2 separate regions of the Homo sapiens genome follow, and region 1 is linked to region 2. A link is a loop called in an ENCODE intact Hi-C map of the cell type or tissue named here. Cell type or tissue: CD14-positive monocyte. All regions are shown on one strand. Each heading gives the region's core, and the rest is flanking DNA. Links, peaks and the distances in the headings are about the cores only. Region 1 overlaps ADPRH (ADP-ribosylarginine hydrolase). Region 2 has its middle 21 kb from the start of POPDC2.

What was found. A loop is a pair of places that touch in the nucleus more often than their neighbours do. Peaks named below come from ENCODE experiments on the same cell type or tissue, not always from the same donor. Only the 100,000 strongest peaks of a DNase experiment are listed, where the experiment ranks them.
Region 1: a loop joins it to region 2, with 2.1 times the contacts of the local background. A loop is called at or near these places in 22 of 110 quality-filtered maps.

What each region holds. Positions count from the first base shown.
Region 1 is chr3:119,587,175-119,590,091 of GRCh38, reverse strand. ADPRH (ADP-ribosylarginine hydrolase) reads right to left here. Exons shown (of 5, transcript NM_001125.4): 5 at 147-2,628. The coding sequence ends at 2,214. Among named protein-coding and RNA genes, the nearest start is that of ADPRH, 9.1 kb to the right of the region's middle. In CD14-positive monocyte, for the core only: no CTCF peak of the experiment used is centred there; DNase peaks (open chromatin) are centred at 791 and 1,761; H3K4me3 peaks cover 2,335 bases; H3K27ac peaks cover 2,500 bases.
Region 2 is chr3:119,637,915-119,640,831 of GRCh38, reverse strand. No RefSeq gene overlaps it. Among named protein-coding and RNA genes, the nearest start is that of POPDC2, 21 kb to the left of the region's middle. RefSeq lists an enhancer at 1,523-2,032. In CD14-positive monocyte, for the core only: no CTCF peak of the experiment used is centred there; DNase peaks (open chromatin) are centred at 1,121 and 1,801; H3K4me3 peaks cover 959 bases; H3K27ac peaks cover 2,058 bases.

The DNA.
Region 1 (2,917 bases), core at 307-2,806, 51 kb after region 2:
GACAACATGTAGCAATCTTGGCTAACAAAGAAAGCAAATGAAGCAGCATCACACAGCAGGTCCAAAAAGCATCATTTGAAATGTCACATATGACCTCTTCTGTTGTTCAATATGCATAGATTAACTTGATAAGAATGGCAAATTCATACGATGTGTCAGACCATCTTTATTGATTTACCCTAATGTTATGCATAAAGTTTATCTCTTCCCCCCATTCGTTCTCATCCTCCCTTCTCTCTCTCTCTCTCTCTTTCTCTGACACACATACACACACATAAAGAAGCAAAGTCACCAGCTGAGAGCGAAGTTTGGGGTGGAAGTTTTGAGGTTTGAGAAAAAAGAAGTCTGAAAGTCTAACCTCTTTTTGAAATGTGCCTGTGATGAAGAGTGACAATCGGCAAAGCAAATCTAATAGGATCTCTAAAGAGCCTTTTCCTGTTGTTTACAATTGTGGCTAAAGCCCTGCACTAGAAAACAACAAATGCTAAGATCCTCCCTGCATCCCCTACCCCCGACCCCCTGGGGCACACACAACCCTCCTCCACCACGTTCTAAAAAGACTGGAAGGACTTGGAAAAACATTCCTATGGGATGAACTAGAAGGTGGCAGGACTGCTATCATCAGACCTCATTTACCCACCGCTTCCAGCTGAAAACCAGGGATTTCACAAAGGAAAAATCATGAGAGTCATAGTTCTGTGGTTTTCTCAAAAGGAGAAGGAAGGGACGCTCTTCCTTCCCACCCCTGAGAACAGGCCAAATGAGAGCAAGCCCACTGGCTGGACTGAGGGTGACCAAATGAATGTGACGATGGCATCTCATTTCCCAGGTGGACATGTGCTGGGCAGCATGTGCCTAGGACTGACCCAGAAGACACACAGCACCACACAACAGGATTGATGTGATGACAAGGCCAAGACAGAAGGCTGTGGGAGGAGTGAGGAGAAGGTGGCCAAGTGCCTGAACAATCAAAGCAGGTTTCACTCAGGAAGCTCTATCTATCTGAGTTGGGTCTTGAAGGACAAGTAAGAATTTATTATCAGGTAGACAAGGATTGGGAAGAGCATCAAGAAATGAAGAAAGGTGATGTATTCATTGGAACATGATTAGTTTAGCATGGTCAATTTGTTATTCGTAAACATAACTCTGGAGGGTAATGAGGGAAGCACGAGCTAGGAGGCTAGTTCATAACACTCAATAGATACTGATTAATGCCTATTGGCTGCCCAAGCACTGTGCTAGGTTCTGTTTAGAAATAATGCAAACAAGCAAACAGACAATAACAAAATTGGTAATGTGTTAACTGCCATGATGAGGAGAGTACTGAGAGCAGCTCAGAGCAGCATCTCCCAGACTTGAGTAGCTTGGATTGCAGAAATCCAGCTGAAAAATCCTCAGTGCAAGAAGGCAATAGAGGTGATAGATTCAGAGTATATTTAGGAGGTAGACCAGCCTAGCAGATATTGTTAGGACCCCACATATGTCCCTCACTGTTCCCATGCCCTTTACAGCTTGCCCCTGCAAGTATCTCTGAGTCTTTACCTGAAGACACTAAGGTTTGGTTTGTACAAAGGGTAAGCCAAGAATTACCAGGGAGTTAGCATCCCTGGCAGTGGTCCTCAACCAGTGTCAGATGGAAGTCAGTGGATAAATACCCCAGGTTTGCTTGCCCTTCAAATGGGACAGTTCTGAGGAATGCTTTAGGCAGAGGACTCAGATGGCAGAGTGCCAACCGCCCACAGTGGAAACCTGCTCATTAACATACCCCATACTAGCTCTCTTCCCTTCCTGGTTTCATTTCCCCATTCTCATATCGGTATTTCCTGGAATCATCTCCCATATAAACTGCTTGCATTCAGATCTTTGTCTCAAAGTCCACTTTGTGGGAACCCAACTTGAGACAAACAGAAAAAACTTTTAGAACAAGTAGATGATGAAAATGAAGACTCAAATATGAGGTCATGAGATTTTTTGCTTGCGAGACGCTGACCCTATCAATTGAGCTAAAGGACTCTTCAGTGTAAGAAAAGGGATAGATTCTGGAAGAACAGGATGAGCCTGAAAAAACTGAGCTTAAGGTGCCCAAGGGACTTGTTATCTCAAAATTCCCTGAGTACAAGGTTAAGACTCTTGACTTTGGAAAAACTGAAAAGAAATAGCAGAAAAGGAAATACACAAAAGAAGAATCCATCAGAAGTGAACATCACGTCTCCCTAAAGGGAAATTACAGTGTCTTCTTTTGACCCGAGAGAATATAAAGCCCTAGCTGTCTCTTCCAGCCGGTTTCTGTATTCTAGTTTCTCATAGTTGGAGGGACTCACTCCTTTAAAACCATACATAACTCCCCACCAGCAGCCAGCAATGGCAGCTGTAGAATCACTGTCTCCACCATGGAAAAAGGCTCGGTGGGCAAGCTCCTTCCAGGAGTCTCCTGCAGCAAGAACAGCATCGTAGGCAATCATGGGGGCATCGTGCCCACTGCTGCCACCCCAGCCAGAGTAGCTCAGGGAGGTGTAGAACTGATCCCTCTCCTTCACACCGAAAGACTCAGGGAAGGTAGGGGCTGATTCTCCATCCAAAATCCCTCTAAGTTTTAGGTAATTTTCCCATTTGGTTTGGAAGTAGGACCTGTAGAAAGGAAAAAATCTAGAGTCAATTGAAAAAAATAAAGTGAAAAGTCATAACAAAAAGCACCAGATGGATGTGTGAACAGAGAAAAATCCAACATAACTTCGGCTTCTTGCAGTAATATCATAAACTATTTAAACATCAAAATTATTTCTATATAAGTACCATTCATTCAATACATTTTTCATAAGGATCTACATAAATAAGGCATTGATCCTGTTGCTAAATAAAGAGATACATATCAAGTTAAAGGGTAAGAAATACAGGTTTGTTTTCCCTGGGAGGGTCG
Region 2 (2,917 bases), core at 247-2,746:
CCATGCCCAGCTAATCTTTGTATTTTTAGTAGAGATGGGATTTTGCTATGTTGGCCAGGCTGGTCTCGAACTCCTGGCCTCAAGTGATCCACCTGCCTTGGCCTCCCAAAGTGCTGGGATTACAGGCATGAGCCACTGTGCCCAGCCTGTATGCTTTTTCTTATTGACTTAAAGGAGTTATTCAAATAATCAGGTTAAAAGTCCTTCTGTTACTTATTGAGATTTTATATATATATGTATATATTCTCCTACTTTTGTGGGTATTGTTTTTCTCTAAATAGTATCTTTTGATGAACATAGTTTTTAATTTCAATGTAATGGTTTATCAATCTTTCTGTCTCTGATTTGTGCTTTCTGTGTCGTGTTTAAGAAATCTTTTCCTCCCCTGAAGGTACTCTCCCAATAACCTTCTAGATTTCTTATTGTTTTACATTTCAAAGTTAGACCTACAATCAACCTGGATTTGGTTTTTGTATATATGACTAAGGGCCAAGATTCATTATTTTCCATGTGGCTATCCAATTGACTGAGCACTCCCTATTGAAATGATTATCCTATCCCTACTAGTGTTCAGCTTATCCTTTGTGACAAATCAAATTTTCCTATAGATGTAGGTCTGTTTCTGAATTTTCTGTTGTCTGATGGTTCTATTTTTCTACCCTTTGGCAGTACCATCTGGTTGTAATTATTGTAGCTTTACAGTAAGTTTTGATATCTGGTAGTCTTCAAACTTTCTTCTTCAGCTCCATTATAATCTTATGGGACCACCATATGTGGTCCATTGTTTACCAAAATGTCATTATATGGTGCATGCCTGTATATTCTGAATTCGACTCACAATCTCTACTGCCACCGCTAATTTCAAGCCACCACTACTTCATTCTAAATTAACTTCAATGGACTTACAACCAGTCCTTCTGCCTCATAACCTACACACAGTAAAGAGGTCATTTAAACATATACAAGATCTTATCACTCTCTGGCTCAAAATTTGAAATGACTTCCTATCCCACTTAGAATAAAATCCAGACTTCTTACCATGTGATATTAGTCAGGATTGACTTATTATTACTTAAAAGCACAAAGTTTTATTTCTCTCTTACTCAAAATCTGAGTCTCCATGACTCATAATGGGCACTCCAGCCTGGGCAACAGAGCAAGACTCCATCTTAAAAAAAAAAAAAGTACACTATACATTGTAAATTGAGATTCAACATAACCTGGATGTGGTGCCACTCCCCAACCTGGAGGATCACCAAGGCAGGGCTGTCATTACACACCTGTGGTGTATAGCAGTGGTTTCTCAAGATGAGGACCTCTTTTAATCCCTTTTCCCCACCAAAGAATCAGACCTTACGTAGTGGAAGTTGTGCTTTTATTATCTAATGGTGTATGTAAGGCAAAAGACATTTGGATTTCAATAGGATTTTTAGATAAATTTATAGGTTTTAAAAATTAGCCACAACAGTCTCTTTATATGTTTGAAAAATAGCATTACATATATGTATAAAGCAAAAACCCGTGAGAGATCCTGGGGAGAAGAATTGCCTGGAGGGGGAAATTGAGTCCATCTCCAATGTTCAGCACCTCTTCTCTTTCTATTTTTGACCCCCTGGTTTCCTGTAGACATCCACACAAATCTTGAGGTAGAAGTGAAAACAATGCTGTCAGCAGTTTCACGTCTGTCACCATTGAATTCATGCCCTGACATGTGCCTCCTACTCAGAAAGTTATCTGGTGATTATATCACTTCTGTGATATCATCCTTCCTGAAAGTGTCCTTACCCAGCACATGACCACCAACTGTCACATGATTGCATCACTGCCACAGGGGAGCCCAGGACACAGCACACAAATCGGATTAGTCCAGCCTGTAAACTAAGCCTTTGCTTAATAGCCTGGAATTGCCCTCCACCCCTCAGCCCTCAGGCCTGAAATCCTATTCAGCCCTCAAACCTAGTACACATGTCCTCTCCCTACGCACACTCTCCTGGCCTTCACCTCGCCCTCAGCATTGAACAATCCCCTTCAGGACTCGCAGAGCCCTCTGGGATCGCCCCCCTCAGCTCTCATCCCTCGCTAGGCACTTGAGGGCTGGGGAAGTCTTACTTATTGCTGTGGCCCCAGCACCCCACACAAGGCCACATGTGTGACATTTAGTTGGTAATTCTTTTTTTTTTTTTTTTTTTTTTGAGACGGAGTCTCGCTCTGTCGCCCAGGCTGGAGTGCAGTGGCACGGTCTTGGCTCACTCTGCCTCCCGGGTTCACACCATTCTCCCGCGTCAGCGTCTCGAGTAGCTGGGACTACAAGGCGCCCGCCACTACGCCCGACTAATTTTTTGTATTTTTAGTAGAGACAGGATTTCACCATGTTAGCCAGGATGTAGTTGGTAATTCTTAAATGTTGGTTAAACTCAGCTGTTACCTGCTAGTAGGACAATTCATGTGCCCCATTCTGGCAAGGGTAAGGTTAACACTTGTGGTTTTAGAGACTTCTAGTTCCACTTTCCAGTTTACTTTTGCTTCTCTCCCTATTCAAACCAGCAGGAAAAGAGAGTAGTAGTTCAGGAGTTGTTGCCAAAATCCAGAGCCTTATCGGGGGAATACACAGGAAGGGACAGACCTCAGATGCATTTTAAGATATTGAGAGACAGAGTCTGAGTATAAATCATATACTGGGGGAAGGAGGCAAATGGCTTAAAATACTTTTTTTTTTTTTTTTAGCACTGTGATGTTCTGAGTCAAAGATGACTCAGGCTTCAAGCCTGGATGATTGGATCATGGTGGCAGCTATTACCGTAAAAAGAGGAGGAACAACTTTGGGGAAGATGTTGATTTGCTTTTGGATGGATTGAGTTTAGACTGTTGTCAGGACACTAAGTGGACACATAATGCAAACAGTTGCTTTCATAGATGA